Linked DNA regions of Mus musculus: region 1 is linked to region 2. Evidence: chromatin loops called from intact Hi-C (ENCODE). Cell type or tissue: left cerebral cortex. All regions are shown on one strand. Links, peaks and the distances in the headings refer to the core of each region. The heading gives the core; the rest is flanking DNA. Region 1 overlaps Kcnb1 (potassium voltage gated channel, Shab-related subfamily, member 1). Region 2 holds the start of Gm39984 (a long non-coding RNA gene).

The links. Hi-C counts contacts between places; a loop is a spot of excess contacts. Peaks named below come from ENCODE experiments on the same cell type or tissue, not always from the same donor. Only the 100,000 strongest peaks of a DNase experiment are listed, where the experiment ranks them.
Region 1: a loop joins it to region 2, with 7 times the contacts of the local background. A loop is called at or near these places in 2 of 42 quality-filtered maps.

Annotation. Positions count from the first base shown.
Region 1 is chr2:167,139,912-167,148,241 of GRCm38, forward strand. The region is part of intron 1 of Kcnb1 (potassium voltage gated channel, Shab-related subfamily, member 1); the gene reads right to left. Among named protein-coding and RNA genes, the nearest start is that of Gm52568, 15 kb to the left of the region's middle. In left cerebral cortex, for the core only: no CTCF peak of the experiment used is centred there; DNase peaks (open chromatin) are centred at 1,993, 4,691, 5,595, 6,309 and 2 more places; H3K27ac peaks cover 6,553 bases.
Region 2 is chr2:167,075,263-167,083,592 of GRCm38, forward strand. Gm39984 (a long non-coding RNA gene) reads right to left here and starts at 3,977. Exons shown (of 3, transcript XR_866968.1): 1 at 3,280-3,977; 2 at 1,268-1,376. In left cerebral cortex, for the core only: no CTCF peak of the experiment used is centred there; DNase peaks (open chromatin) are centred at 4,054, 4,478 and 6,592; H3K27ac peaks cover 3,415 bases.

The DNA.
Region 1 (8,330 bases), core at 82-8,081, 64 kb after region 2:
TCAGCTACCCTCCCAGGGAGAAAACAGAAAGCTGTGGGTTTCCTGAACTATTTTTGGGCTCTGCCCACGTCTTTGTTCTCTGTGAGCACACTCCCAGCGTGCCCTTGCTCAGCGGTGGCCCGACCCAGGTGAGGAGCACCAGGCCTGGCTTCTTTGTAGAGACTGACTTACTAGCAGATGACTGCCACGCGCCCCGTGGGGGTAAGGAGGTGATCAGAAGGTGCCAGAACAGGTGGTGGTGACTGACGAGGCACTTATCTTATCCCAGGTCACATGCCCACCCATCCCCACAGCTGCCTGATCCATCTGCTCCGGAAGTACCACCCCCACAGCCCAGGGTGCCACACGGAAGGAAGGGGGTGGCTTGCACCATGTTTGACCCCTGTGCCCCTTCAGGCAGTAGGCTGAAAGAAAGAAAGAAAGAAAGAAAGAAAGAAAGAAAGAAAGAAAGAAAGAAAGAAAGAAAGAAAGCAAGAAAGGATTCTCCTGATTCTCTGTGGGTGCAGCCTAGATTTACAGGTGGCACAGATGAGGCAGCAGGAAAAAGCCAGTTTACCCAGGATGGCAGAACAGTGGCCACGGCTACGGCCTGAAAAGACCAGAACACAAGTCAAACCTCATAGGTATTTCTTTGTCTGCATTGGCCACCTTAATGTCGTGTCCTGGCAAATAACCACAGCTGTGATAAGCACATAGGAGAGAGACGAATAGCATCTCTACGGCTGTGTTTGGATTTTTGTCTTCTTGGACATATAGATTTGGAGCAGTTTAGTTGCCTGCTTGTGAACACACTGTCCGGAGGAGAAGACAGAAGCAGGATTTGACTCTGCTGAAAGTTTGGTGCGATTCTTAGGGCCTTAATATAGCAGAAGAGACCCTGGGAATGCTTACCTGGGAGGCCAGAGACTCGACTCACAAGAATCACTCAGAACTGAATTATACTGAGGGCTGAAGAGAACAAAACCACCAGGTATGCAAAATATCAAATATAAAATATTTCCATACAGCCCAGTGATCCACTCCTAAGTCTATTCGTAGGAGAATGGAGACACTGAAAGCTATGTCAGTGGATCAGTAGATCCATCCATCCACCCACCAGTCTCTTCACACACCCACCATCTATCCACAATCTATCTACCCACCTACCTTTCTCTCCATGCACCCATTCATTTATCCATCTATCCATTCACCTCCCTATTCATCTACTTATCCACTCAACCACTAATCTATTCACAAACATCCATCTACCCATCATCCATTCATCTACCCACCCACCTACTCATTTATCATCCATCCAACCACCTATCCATCCACCCATCTATTTATCCATCTACCCATCCATCCACCCATCTATTTACCCATCTACCCATCCATCCACCCATCTATTTACCCATCTACCCATCCATCCACCCATCTATCCATCCATCCATCCACCCACTCATGCACCCATCTATTCATCTACCCACCTACGCATTCATCCCAACTATCGAGCCACCCCTACACACATCCATCCACCAGTCACTCCACCCACCCATCCATCCACTCATCTACCAACCATCTGTTGATTCATCCATCACCCATCTATCTACCTATCATGCACCCATCTACCCATCTACTGCCTATTCGCCACCATCCAATCATATATCAATCCTATATTCACTCTTCCATCCACTCATTCATGCATCTCTTGTTTACTTGATCCACGTACTGAACAACAACCCTTACTGAAAGCCTGCTCTGCGTCAGAGTTTATTGCCACTGGGAAGAAAGGACAAAGAAGACCTTTGTTACCAGGCACTGACAGTCTAGTGGGAAACAGGCCTTAGTACATAGAAGTGTATCTATAAACTGAGACAGACACCAACGAGGCAAATCTAGAATAACATGAGGACCGAGTGTCTATTGTGAGTGTGGGGAGGGCTCTCTGAGGAAGGTGGCGTTAAGATGAGATGGGAAGTGTGATTTATGATCTATCAGTTATGAGAGGGTTTGACGTATGAAACAGAAGACAGCGAGTAAAACTCTACAGGGGATTTATTATCTCACACAACAGAGTCCTATCTCAGACTTCTCTGCTCCAGCTCTGACCCAGACTGGCTTATCTCATGGACCCAGCATGGCTGCTGGTGCCATCATGGGGAGATATGTCTTGTTCAAGGGAAGGAAACAAAGAGCCTCCTCCTCCTCCCTCCCCAGAATCTCCTGGCAGCCCTGACTGTGGTACCACCGAGTCATACATAGATCACCTCTGGCTACCACAAATCCTCCAGCAGTTCTTAGTCAGGGTGAATGTGTCCTTCAGGCACATTTGAAGGGATTGTTTTAATCTCCCACACACGCCATGTGTGTGTGTGTGTGTGTGTGTGTGTGTGTGTGTGTGTGTGTGTGTGTGGTGTTGGCATGCGGTGAGAGGATTCAGGCTGGGGTAACACATCCTTGAACACACAGAGCTATTCTCCGCAGAGAATGTCCAGCCACAGATGGCAGCAAGGTTGAAATGCTTCACACCAGTCCTAGTTAAATCCTGGGCATGCGGTACCAGCCTGGGAGGCAGTCCTAGTGTCATCCCTCCAGGACATGAGGTGACTAAGCAGATGTGGACAAGCTCACCACCTTTCCTGTCTCTTCTAGGGCAATAGGCAACACAGAGGCAGGGACCTTCCCAGATATTCTTCTCTCCCCACCTCCATCCAGTGGCAATCACCAAGGTCACATTGTTGTCAAAAAGACCAAGTGGGGACCCACTCTTGATAATGAGATGCCAACTCCAAATCTCCAACAAATGACACAGAAAACGCTGGGGACAGAAGTACTCGGATGGACTTAAAAAGTGATAGTCAGCTGGTTGTGGTGGCACACGCCTTTAATCCCATCACTCGGGAGGCAGAGACAGGTGGATTTCTGAGTTCGAGGCCAGCCTGGTCTACAGAGTGAGTTCCAGGACAGCCAGGGCTACACAGAGAAACCCTGTTTCGACAAACAAACAAACAAACAAACAAACAAACAAACAAAGTGATAGTCACTGTGAGTGTTGGCTCACACCTTTAATCCCAGCACTTCGGGGCAGAGATAGTTTGAGGCCAGCCTGGTTTACAAAGCAAGTTCCAGGACAGTCAGGGATGCATGGAGAAACCATGTCTTGAAAAACAAATGAGAGAGAGAGAGAGAGAGAGAGAGAGAGAGAGAGAGACTATGACAATTATGAGAAATATCCCAACATACAGATGGGGAAGTTGAGGCACAGAGAAGAGCCCAGTTTAGTATCACTTAACAAGGAGAGGCAGGTACATTTGATCCAAGTGGCCCTTTCCTACCTATGACCAGGATCTGCTGGTGTGTGTGTGGTATATATGGGTGTATATGTACCCAGAAGCCAGAGGACAACCTTAGGTGTCATTTCTCAGGTGCCAGGTGCGATCCATCTTGGGTTCTTTTGTTTTTTATTATCTATTTATCTATATATTTAATGTATATGAATGCACTGTAGCTGTCTTCAGAGAGCTGGAAATTGAACTCAGGACCTTTTAGAAGAGCAGTCAGTGCTCTTAACCACTGAGCCATCTCTGGATTTTTTTTTTGTTTTTTGTTTTTTGTTTTTTTTTTTGTGGCTGTCCAGCAACCCCCCAAGGATCCTCCTGTCTCTGCCTCTCTGGTGTTGAAATTACAGGGATGGCTCAAAAACAGAGCTTTTCGCCTAGTTCTGAGGATCAAGTTCAGATCCTTGTCCTTGCAAGGCAAGCTCTTCTTGTTTTCCCTTCAGACAGTGTCTTCTTCTGTAGCCCAGGCAGCAGCTTATTCAGGAGCCCAGGTCAGCTGTAAGTACCATCTTCTAGTTTTAGCCTGTAGGTTAATGTTCCAGACGTGTGCCACCATGCCTGTTCGGATATCAAATCCTGAGTGATCACAGACACCCAGGATGCAATGGGACGGATGCTAGGTCTGACCCAGAGTCTTTTGGGAATGGGGTTACTTGCTACCTCCCCACCCCTCGCAAAGCCATCTTCTCACCATTCACTGCAAGGCTGGGATGCAGTGGGGCGAGCATCCTGACAGAGAGTAACATACCCTGATTAGATTACAGAAGAGTGACTGGACTGGCCAGCTCCAAGTGCCAACCTACAGCCACACTCTGGCCACATGGCCCTTATTGAACAATTCTCATCTGGGTTCTTTGCCAGCAGTGCTGTACCCATAACCACACTGTCCATCTCTCTGAGGCAGTTAGAGGTTGGCAGCTCTGAATCCATTTTTCCGCATGTCAGTAACTGGCTGGAAGCCACACACAGGCACCTGGTCACCCCTGCTACATCTCTCACATCCAGCTCTGTCTAGTCCCAGGAGGCATTGTTAAGTTACAGTCTTGCTCCATAGTTGAATGGCATAGGTGGGTGAGGCCACTCCAGGACCCCATGCAGGTCTCTAGGGAGGAAGGAAGCACTTCAGTTGCTGTGGCAACATGATACTGTTTATACAGCATCTTCTACTTGAAGCCCATTCCTCAGACAGGCAATGGGTGCTTCTGGCACCCCAAGCCCAGAGGGTATGAAAGGAGGAATGAGATATGTATTCTCCAATCCGGGTCCCCAAAAACAGACACCTCGCACAGCTCTGTTTGTTGAGCAGACCCAAGGCTGGGGTGTTGGGATGGCTGGCTTAGATTCCACCTTACATAAAAACACTAGAACATTTTTGACTAGAGATGGAGGAAGGCGTGGGTGTCTGAGATGGAGCTCTGTTTTTGGGGCACATACACATTCCTGCCGCCTCCCTTCCCTCCTCTGCTCCAGACAGACCCTAGGGCACCCCAGTAGTTGCAGGTTTCCAGCCTCCCTGACACCTTGGACCCCTTCAGCTCAGGGAGTGGGGGCGGCTTTCAGACAGCTGTCAGAATGGAGATCTGAGTGAAAGAGGAAAGGCCGGGGCAAGGCTTCCCTTTGAAGTGGAAGAGGCTGAAGCAGAGGCAGCAGCCACCAGCAGCCTCATTGAGAACGGAGGCATAAGAATGCTAATTAACACCCAGGTCCCCCCTGGAGGGCCATCCATGAATATTAATGACCCTAATCATCCAGCATTAGAACTAATGCCTTGTAAATTAAGGGCATTTTCTTGGGAGTAAATAGTCACATTAGTGGCAGGAAAAGGTGACAGCAGGTGACAGCTCCCCGAATCAGCAGGCTGGGTGGAGCCTGCCCAGGATAGAAGGCAAGAATCGTGGCCAGGGAAGGTCCAAGGTGCGGCTTAGCTGATGGATGCAGGAGAGGGGAGTGTTGGGTGTGTGGGTATTGGAACGGATGTCATAACATTTGAGGAGTTTGGGGGTGGGGGGGAGGAACGTGAACGTTTCTGTGGGAGGAGAGGCCACAGCAGGGACAGAGATGGGGGCAGCAGCGAGAGCTTGGGCGCTGCGGCTCAACCCATGGGGTCCTGCTTGGCGACAGGGTCTCATTCTGCAGTCAAAGCTAACCTCAAGCTTACTTACACTATAGCCCAGGCTGGCAGTGAACTTGTGGCAATCCTCCTGCCTCAGCCTCCCAAGAGCACTGAGTTCACATGTGTGCCACCATGCCTATCGTCATCATTTTATCTTTTCTGTGTGTGTGTGTCCTCAGTGTCCAACCTTTGAGTTTCCGGAGATTCTCCTACTTCTGCCTCCACACTGGAATGCTGGGACCATGCTACTGAGTCTGGCTTTAAGGTAGTTCTGCACATATGAACTCAAGACCTCAAGTTTGCACAAGTGCTCTACCCACTGCGCCATCTCCCCAGCTCCACCCACTGAGCCATCTCCCCAGTCCCAGATTTGTTTCCTCATGTGCTTGTTTATCTGAGATAAGGTCTCTCACTATGTAGTCCAGGATGGCCTCAGATCTCTATCCCCCTGCCTCAGCCTCCGAAGTGTTGGCAGACACCACCATGCCTGGCTCTGCCCATTGTCTCAATGGGACCTGGCTCTCCCTCCTCCCTTCCTTTTCTCCAGCCTCCTCCAAGGTGGACTTCAGCCCAGTGCATACAGAGCCCTAGGGCTCGCATGACTTCCTGTGAATTTATTTATTTTTATTTTACGTGCATTGGTGTTTTGCCTGCTTGTATGTCTGTGTGAGGGTGTCAGATACAGAAGTTACAGACAGTTGTGAGCTGTCACACAGACACCGGAAACTGGACCCGGGTCAGTGCTTTTAACCACTGAGCCATCTCTCCAGTCCCCCCACTTCCTAGTTTTAAAATGGTGTCATCTCCCACGTGGTTTGATCCTGACAGCTAAGCAGCCTCAGGCAGCAGGGCTGATCATTTTTTATGAAAGAAGACAAGAGTTCAGAGAGCTTACATAGTCACCTACTGCCTTTTGGCCAATCCCCTTCTTCCATCTTTCCCTTCTCTCTTTACCCACCAGAGAGCCTAAGCAATTAGCTTTGCCTACCATTCACAAGGAAGGAGTTTCATCTCCTGTAACGTGTGCTGACCAGGGGGACACATGCTAAGGACCCAAAGCAGGGAGCTCACACTCTCCCTTTCCAGGAGGCTCCAGGATCCTGGGCCATGGGCAGATTGTGGCCTTGCACCCCATTTAAATGAACTGCCTAGCCCCAGACCCCTTTGCCCTGGCTCTCCTGTGCTTCAAAAGGATTTCCACTCTTCATGGTGCTCTAGAACTGGCTCGATTAAATCAGACAGATCAAGACAGAGTTTCTGAATTCCCTCTGAAAGGGACCGAATATGAGAACTGACTGATGGGACCACCTGCTCCTTGTTAGCCAGGGCAGACATGATTGGCAGAGCTGACCGCACATATAGGCGGGTCCTTGATCAAGTCAAGGACTTCAAGCAAACAAAATGTGCAAAGCAAAGACTCAAATAAAATGTGGGGCTTTCCCCAGAGTGGGTCCTGTGTCAGCTCAAGGTGAGAGTGAGGGCACCCCTCCCCTCCCCCGTCTCTCTCTCCTTCCCTCCCTCTCTCTCTCCAATTTTAGCCAAAAAGAATGACTCCTACCTCCAATTTATGCCGGGCATAACACTGCACCCCCAATTTCAAAAAGCAGACCAAAGGTAAAAATAAAATAAACAAGACAATAAATTTAGCAGGCACTCGTGGGGTGCTGACGTCAGCACTGTGTGTGTGTGTGTGTGTGTGTGTGTGTGTGTGTGTCTTAGTCCTCTGATGCTCACTGCCACCTTCTGAGGACATTATCTTCATGGGGAAGATGGGGAAACTGAGACTGGAGCAACATCATTTGCCCCTGACCAATGATAAGGGAGTGGGCAGGGCTGGGACTCTGTGGGGCTGCAGTGGGGCCAGAATAGGGAAAGATGTAGGTGTGTCGAACCACCTGGATAACTCCAGTTTCCAGACAGGACCTGTGTTTCCTGAGACAGGACAGGGTGATCAGAGCATAAAGAAAATATGACTTGACCCTGGGCTTTCCCACCCCAGGTCTTTGATCCCCACCCTGAGGATTCTCACCCCAGGACCTTTGACCCCACCCTGGGCATTCTCACTCCAGGGCCTTTGACCCTCACCCTGGCTATTCCCACCCCAGGACTTTGAACCCCCTCCCTGGGCATTCCCACCCCATTTGCTTTTGCTTCTACTCAAATGGGAAGTTTAAACTTTTCTATTATATTTATTTATTGGGGCAGGGGGCACTGTGTGCCTTTGCATGTGTGGAGGTCAGAGGACACCTTGCAAGGGTCAGTTTGGGCTGTCCACCACGTGAGCTCTGTGATTACCTCAGGCTGCTGGGGTTACAGGAGCCTTTACCTGCTGGGCCTTCTTGTCATCCTGCCATGTTTTTATTTTTATTATTTTGCTTTAAATTCAAAGAGCAAGATATACAGGCAGGGGTGTGGTCTGCCTTCCCTGTGGGAGGCCTCAGACAATCCTGCCTACCGATGTCCACCAGGCTCAAGAACAGTATGTCACAACAACAGTACAGATTCACACCCACAGCTGTGACTCCAAACTCCTCCTCTTCCCCGAGACTTTCGGAAGCCTTGGGCTGTGGCCACTGTCAACACTGCAGAGGTTGCTGACAGGACAGGACTCTGCCTAGTCACACGGTGCCTCAGATCGGGGCAGCAGGGTGAACACCAGGTCTCTACAAGGAGATGCCGCTGACAGGTGTCTGGGGCCAGCCAGCAACTCTGACACCCCTTCTTCCCCTATTCTCATGTGCATAAAGGGGGCACCGGCGCCCCTGCAAAGCTGAAGGGCAGTTGGAAGAGGGGCACAGAGCAAACCTCTGCTAAGTTGGGAGGGAGGGCCAGATGTCAGGCTTCTAAAACCTGAGCCACAAAGCCAGCAGCAGCAGCTGTGGGTGAACCACGGGGCTTGG
Region 2 (8,330 bases), core at 317-8,316:
GCACTCAGGCTCCTCCCCACAGCTGTGACTCTAGCACTCAGGCCCCAACCCACACCTGTGACCCTAGCACTCAGGCCCCGCCCCACACCTGTGACTCTAGCACTCAGGCTCCTCCCCACACCTGTGACTCTAGCACTCAGGCTCCTCCCCACACCTGTGACTCTAGCACTCAGGCCCCGCCCCACACCTGTGATTCTAGCACTCAGGCTTCTCCCCACACCTGTGACTCTAGCACTCAGGCTCCTCCCCACACCTGTGACACTAGCACTCAGGCCCCGGGGATTAGAATCAGAGTTTCCAGGTTGTTTCACTTTTCCTATTGCAGGAACCAGTGGCAGCTGGTCACATCTCATTCACATCCAGGAAGCAGACAGCAATGAATGAATGAATGAATACTTCTGCTTATGTTTCTCTTTTTTTTCATACAGTCCAGTGTCCCAACTCAGTGCCATCCATAGCAGGTAGGTCATCCTACCTCAAGTAACCTAACCAAGATTACTTGTCACAGGCATGCCCAGAGGTCCATCTCCCGGTGACTTCCTGAAGTTAACAATTGGAACATCACAGATATCATCGTCAGTGGGTCTGAGCTCAGTTTAGCCTACCGGAGACCCTGCCTCAAAACAAAATAAAACAAGGAAACCATACAAATACAGCCAGACATCTTGGCTTCTCAAGATGCTGAGCATGGGGGCCGGAGAGTGGTTAAGAGCACTGACTGCTCTTCCAGTAGGCCCTGAGTTCAATTCCCAGCAACCACATGGGAATTATAGCCATCTATAATGGGATCCTATGTCCTCTTTTGGTGTGTCTGAAAACAGCTACTCATATATATGAAAAAAAAACTTTTTTAAAAAGATGAGTATTCTCTTCTTCGTCTAGCAGGAAGCTAGTGACTGTTAGGCGACCAGGATCCACCAAACCCTGGTAAGGCTCACCCCTAGATGACTGAAAAGCCAAGAGAGGAGCTAGAGAGATGGCTCAGCTTGCAAGAGCACTGACTGCTCTTCTGAAGGTCCTGAGTTCAAATCCCAGCAACCACATGGTGGCTCACAACCATCTGTAATGAGATCTGATGCCCTTTTCTGATGTGTCTGAAGACAGCTACAGTAAATAAATAAATAAATCTTAAAAAAATAAAAAAAGAAAAGAAAAAAGAAAAGCCAAGAGAGGCTTCAGGCAGCAAAAGAAGTCTCTGTTCCTGGGAGTCAGCTGTGCCATGTCACCCTCAATGATATCCCACTCAGGCACGCACCACGCTGCTTACCCATGAACAACTGCCATTTGGTTCTGCATACCAGAGCACTGTTAGGTCCATCCTGCATGCCAACCAACTCTGTAAGCATCACTAGGCTTGCTTTAGCCACTGTCTGTTGCTGTAAAGAGATACTATGACCAAGGCAGCTTATAAAAGAAACCATGTAACGGGGGCTTGTTTACAGTGTCGAAGGGGGAGTCTATGGCTGTCATGGCAGGGACCAGGGCTGCATGCACGGGAGCAGTGACTGAGAGCTTACATCTTATCTGCAGGTAGCAGAGAGGAGAAAGGGGAAGAGACAGAAAGACAGAGAGAAAGAGACAGGGCCTAGCATGGGCTTTTGAAATTTCAAAGCCCACCCCCAGTGACACGCCTTCCCCAACAAGGCCACACCTCTTAATCCTTCCTAAGCACTTCAACCAACTGGGAACCAAACATTCAACTACAGGAGCCTGTGTGGGCCATTCTTATTCAAACCACCCACGAGAATGTCCTTTTGGAACAGCATTGCTCCCATCCAAAAGAAACCCTGTCCCTGTTAGACTTACCCTTCCCTTGGTCCTCTGACCCAACCAGCCCTAAATGGTGCATTTACCAATTGTATGAATGGCACCATGTGACATTGGCTCTTTTGTTCCTGGCCTTTCTGACTTGTGAGGTATTTTTGCCCGATGACCCCCAGTTCTTGCCAGATCCCTAGGTACTCTGAGTAACACCTGCTGAACACCTCAACTCACAGCTCCCTATCAGGGGCTCTGGTGGGCGTGGGTGAGGGAAGGGTTGGGGTTAGATGGAGACTGGGCGGCAGTTCGGGGTTTGATCAGGGAGCCTGAGATGCCTATGAGAGAGGCACATCCATCCAGCTGTCCCTGGCCTGGTCTGGAACTGGCTTGAGTTGCCGTTACTTGATCCTCGTGCCTAAGCCAGGACTCATACTGTCCCCACTCGGGCAGTGTGAGTCACTGGATGGGTATCTCTTCACACCTGTGTGCCAGTCTGGGATCAGGGGCTGGGCAAAGGAACTGAGCAAGCACCTGCAACGGCAAGGGCCGGCAGGGGAGGTCCCACGCACCCCAGGGCAGACTCCCTGTCTCCATTGGTTTTTGTTTTCCTGTGAAGGGTATCCTTTCTCAAGTGGACTCTAAGAAGAGTCCACTCTGTGGCTCGGGCTGGAACACCTGCTAAGAGACACTATTGTCATATCTAGCAGTGGTGGCCCCTGTTTCAATTCCTTTAATCAGCTGGCAGGACAGGTGCTTTCCCCCATCCCACAATGTGGTTACAGAGACATGAAGCCAGCCAGCTTGCCTGTAAAATCTCACTGCCGGAAGGTTAGAAGCTGAAGGCTAGCCTTGGCTACATGAGGCTATGTGACAAAGGAAAAGAAAACCACATGTATAAATAAAGAGAGTGTGAGAAAGAGAGAGAGAGAGAGAGAGAGAGAGAGAGAGAGAGAGAGAGAGAAAGAAAGAAAGAAAGAAAGAAAGAAAGAAAGAAAGAAAGAAAGAAAGAAAGAAAGAAAAAGAAGCAAGCAAGCAAGCCAGGCCCAGGAAAGTGATAGGATATGTTGGGTACAGCCTCAGGGCAGGGGATGCTGGACAAAGCTGAGTTTGAAAATAACGTGCCTGCGCTCCTGACCAAGGCCAAGGAGGAAGCAGGCTGCAGGGGCACACAAAATGGCCATGGGCCATCAGTTGGGAACTCCCCTCATGAGTACTGCCTGTAAAGTATGTTGGTGCTGTGTGACAGGGAGTTGGGGGACATTCTGGGTATGGAGAGAGGGTCCCTCAGCACCCTGTTTTGGAGCCTTGTTTCGTAGCTGAACCCCCTTTTGCGGGCGAGTGACAGAACTCAACCGACTTCAGCACAAGGGAGAATGTACTAGTCCGTGGAGTCGAGCAATCTCCGGCCAGCTTGCAGGTCCAGCTCGCTCCCGGGATTTTTCCAGTCAAAGCCTGCTGTATCACTTTCCCTTGGCCATGAGCTTCCTGTGTGCCTTCCATTCTTGGGTAGTCAGTCACCTGATAGTGGCAGAGGTGGCTGCCCCCTGGGTGTTGTTCCCTCCAGCCGAGAGCACAAGAAGAACTGCCTTATATTAACGACCCCAGTTAAACCGGAAGTGAATACCTGCTGCCCCGCCCACGGAGTCATTACCTACCAACCTGAACCAGTTGGGTAAGAGGGAGGAATGAACTGTTCTGATTGGTTAGGACTGAGCCAGGTGGGTGCCCTTGGATGAGCAGGAAGCCGATTGTTTTACTTGAACCACCTGTCCCGAGGGTGGAGAAGGTTTGATTCCCAGTAGAGATTCAGGGTCCTGAGACTAGAAGAAGGGGGGATGGTGGGTGGACAGGTTCCAGGCAATGGCAGCTTCAGGGAGAGCAGTGGGTTCGCCAGCCTCTGTCATACCTGTCCATCTGAGCCTGAGCAGACCGCTTTCCTTCTCTGAGCCTCAGTTTCCCTATCAGAACAGAGACATTTCAGAGCTCTCCCAGGTCTGAACTCCTAAGGCCAGCTGGTTGTGCAACCCAGCAGTCCAGCCTCCCAGTGTGTCAGGTCTGAGCTGGGGGCCGGGAACTTGACCCTAGGATGAGCCTGGGACCTGCACCTGGCCTCCGGTCTCCGCCCATCCCACAGGGTACAGCCTGTGATGAGGAAGGAGATTTCTGAGGACGGCTTTGCACATCCCTAGCGTTCTTCAGTTAAAACCGCCTCCAAACAACATGATCTCATCCCTGGGGAAGGAAGGCTGAGGGGGGGGGGAGGGGTGGACGAGCTGACTGCCAGCAGTTGACACAGTTTGTGACTAAACCATTTCCCCATGGGAGGCAGGGAGAGATGTCCACATTCTCAAAGATAATCTAAGAGTTTGGTGGAGAATGACATAAAGAATAGAGGAGGCGCCTCCTTTTCCAGCTTTGGGGAGGCTTCATGGTGTGTCTCCAGGGGGTCCAAACCAGGTATGTTCTAACCAATGATTTACAGTGAACTCAGCCCCAATGTAACGCAGGTCATTAACATCCCTCAAACATTGAGGGGGAAGCCTAGTCAGCCCCTTAAGTGGCCCGTCCCTCCTGTATTCCTGGGCTCATTTAAATGCCCATACATTAATTTGGAAGGATAGGGTTGCGGGAAGCCTGTCGCCGCACCATCTGCTCCACGTTTGTCACGGCCGCATTACATAAGAGGAAAGACATTTTTTCAAGAATGCTACTGCATTTAGTAATTGGATCGCCGGGAGAGGAACCAGGCCCAGGCATTTGGCACTGCGATTCAAAGATGCCACAGGCTTCTCTCCTGGGTGTGCCCTCCCTAGATTCCAGGCAGTGTTGGCAGACACCTGCGTGCAGCCTGGGTCTGGGAAGCAGGCCCAGAGCCCTTGCCCCGCCTTCCACTCTCTCCCTGTTTCTCCTGTTACATCCCTGCTTGCTCTCCAGTATTAGCAATATCCAACTGACCTTGCTCCACCAGTCCCGATTTCCATGACCGGGTCACCAGCCTACATGCCCTGTAAATGAGCAAAAGAAAATGAAGTCCCGGATTCCCGTCCAGAGCATGGCCCAAGGGTGACGGGTGAGGTTCAGGCTCCAGGGCCTGTGGTGAACAGTGACAAGAGACAGCTGCTTTATATAAAGCCTTTCTGATACAAAGTGGGTACCAGGCTTGCGATCATTTTCCTCTCCCCTCTAGTAGATTCAAAAGTGCTGAGGAGGTGGGCCTGCAGGATCAGAGCTGGCTGTGTGCACAGGTCTCAGCTCAGAACATCTAATGCCCCTCATCTGACTGCCACAGTGCAAAATGACCCTCGAATCAACATTTTATTTTAACTAAATAATTGATTGACTTTTGTTTTTGTTTTTGAGGCAGAGTCTTGCTCAGTAGCCCAGGCTGGCCCAGAACTCACTTTTAACACAGGCTAGCAGTTCTCTCATGGCAACTCACCTGCCTAAGCCTCCTGGGTACTGGGATCACACCCAGCTGAGTCAATGTGTTAAAAATCCGTTCATGGAAAAGGTATGGCTTGGTTTGAAAAATCTAAACACCTTGCGGTGGCCAGTTTACATTTTCATAAAGCCCACAAGGAGGGGTCTGACCCAACACTGTCCCCATTCCTGGGGGCTCTGGGCCAAGTTACTCTGTCACTGAAGCACATCAGCTGAGAGTTGGGGCCATGGGCTGACCAGGCAAAAGTCATATGACCTCAGACAGGGGCCGTTATTCCTTTAAAGTTTTGAAATTACATTGAGAGAGAGAGAGCTAACACATGCATTTGTCACGGTTCAGGCGTGATGGTCAGAGGCTAACACTCAGAGGTTATTCTTTCCTTCTGCCATGTGAGTCCTGGGGATCCAACTCAGACTGTGAGGGTTGGCAGCAAGCACCTTTACCTCCTAAGCCATCTTGTTGGCCCTTAAATATGGATCTTTCTGTTTCTGTCTCTGCCTTCTCTCGTAGGGGCGAGAGGTCACACTGAAGCTCTGGCACTTGTTCTGTTTGTTCTTTCACCGTCTCTTAAGTGAAAGCAGATAAGACGCCAGGGCTGAGGGTGGCCACGCCACAGGCAGGAAGTTGTACCTGCATCAGGTGTGGCTGTGGTTATCTCCTGTGGTCCTGAGCAATGCCCCCCACGCCTCTGTTCATGTTTTCTTCACCTGTAGCGGCTGAGAGTTAGAGGTGTCATTCTGAAGGAAAGCCCTTCTGTCTGGGCCAAGTTATGGCTGCCTCAGGGCCTTTGCATGTCAGTCACCTTTGTTCCCTAGACGCTGGTTCTTTTTATGCGTCTCTGCCTTTTCATTCAGCTTGACTGGCTGAGGGGGCCCTCCCTCCCTAGCCCAGGAAGAGCAGCCCTGACCTGCATACCCTTTCTTCTCTGACGCTGTTGTCTTATTCTAGAGGCTGGTCTCCCCTGGCCATGGTTGTGTTCCCAGTATCCGGACCATTATGTGGCACATGCTGAAGGAGAGGGCAGGAGGAAAGGAAGGAGGGAGGGAGAGAGGGAGGGAGAAAGGATAGAAGAAGGGAACGTTTTTACTCCTGTGGCCACATTGTGATAGACACCTGGGGAAGGGAAGGTCACCAGCCAAGAAGGGGACAGGAAGGAAGGAAGGAAGGGAGGGACCCCGGCTTTCTGTTTCTACACCTCCCGTGCCCCAGTACCAGCACAGGTGGCAACAGAACAGACAAGCAGGCCACCAGCCCACAGGCCACCCAGATAGGGTCAACTTCAGAGGGTCACAACATGAGCCAGCCAGGCAGGCAGTAAGGGAGACTGTTTACAGGGGCTGCTGGCCATCACCATGACAACTGGGCAGCCTACAGCAGCTTCCTGCATCACCAAGGACGCAAGTTTGCTGCAGACTGGGAAGTGAGGGCAGTAGCTGGCAGGGAGGGGCCACAGACACGCATGGTGGGGCAAGATGTTCTCATTCCTTACAGTGCTCTAGAGTGTGTGTGTGTGTGTGTGTGTGTGTGTGGTGTATATGTGCCTGTATGAGTGTGCTTGTATGTCTATATCTGTGCTTGTGTGAGTATATTTCTGTGTGTATCTATGTGTGTCTGTGTGCCTGTGTGAGTGTGTTTGTATGTCTGCGTGTGTGTGTGTTTCTGTGTGTGTCTGTGTGTCTGTGTATGCATGTGGGTCTGTGTGTGTCTCTGAGTGTGTATGTGTTTGTGTCTCTCTGTAGCCAGGGTGTCTGGGTGTCAGCTTGGCTACTCCTGTGCTCTGGCGTCTTGAGCAAATGACTTAACCTCTCTGTGCCTATTTCCCTCCACATAAAGCAAGGATGGCCAGTAGTGGCACCCTAAGGCTCCTGTGGGGACCCCATGGCACTGGACCGTAGCTTACATTGTGCCCCCTGTGTCCATTTTAGTTTTGTTTTTGGAGACAGAATTTTACTAAGCAACTCAGGCTGTCCTCGAACTCTCCGTCCTTCTGGCTCAACCTCTGGAGAGTTGATGTCACTGGTGTGTGCCACCAAGCTTGGCTCTCTTTAGTTCTTTGTGTGAGGGTGGCCATGCATATGTGTGCATGTGTGTGCATGTGTGTGCATGTGTGTGCATGTGGGGGTCAGAGTGTGTCTTCACATCAGGTGTCTTCCTTGCTTCCTTAGTTGTTCCTTATGTGGTGTGTGTGTCTGCATATGTGTGTGTGTGCATGTAAAATTAGGTTTACTTATCTTGTACGCATGAGTGTTTCCCCCTACTTGTGTATGTGTACCACATGCCGGGTGCCCACAGAGACCAGAAGAGGCCATCATATCCTGAAACACTCCAAACCATGTGGATGTTTGGAATTGAGCCCAGGTCTCTGTGAGAACAACCAATGCTCTAAGCCACTGAACCATGTCTCTAATCCTCCACCTTAATTTTCAAGACAGATCCTCTGACTGGGCTCTCTGATTGGTTGGCGGTTGAGCTCCCTTGGGGTCCTATAGTCTGCTTCCCCAGCCCTTAACTTTGATCTGACTTTCTTATGTAGGTGCTGGGGATTTGAACTCAGGTCCTCATGCTTGTCAGCAGGTGCTTCCCAGATGAACCATCTGCCCTCAGCCTTGCTCTTCACTTTTCTAGATGGACTTACATTTGGCTTGAGGCTAGGGGCAGTAGGGTACTCCTCATTTCAAGGAGCCTCACTCTCCGGCTTCTCTCATCCTTTTGGCAAACATCTATTGAACACCTACTGTGTGTCAGGCAGGGTTCCAGAGGCCAGCACAGCAGTGAGACAGAAACCAAGGTAGGGTGACATTAAAAGTGATTGAAGGGAGCGTGCAGAGTGCTATTAGATCATTTCAGACTGCATCGACTTCCAGGGAAGAAAGCAGGCAGGGGCGGGGCCGGGCGGGGTGGGGAGACAGCGATGCTTATGGGTGGTGATGGAGCTAGACAACTCAGTGGCCTTTATGTATCTGCGAGCAAGCACAGTCAGACATGCCTATTTACCACACACCTATGTGTATTCGGGATCTTTTGGTTGTGACTGATACTCAAAAACACATGGATATCTTTAAACTGTTGGGCATGGTGGGTCATATCTAGTACTGGTCCTTGGATGGCAGAGGCAGCAATTCGTAAC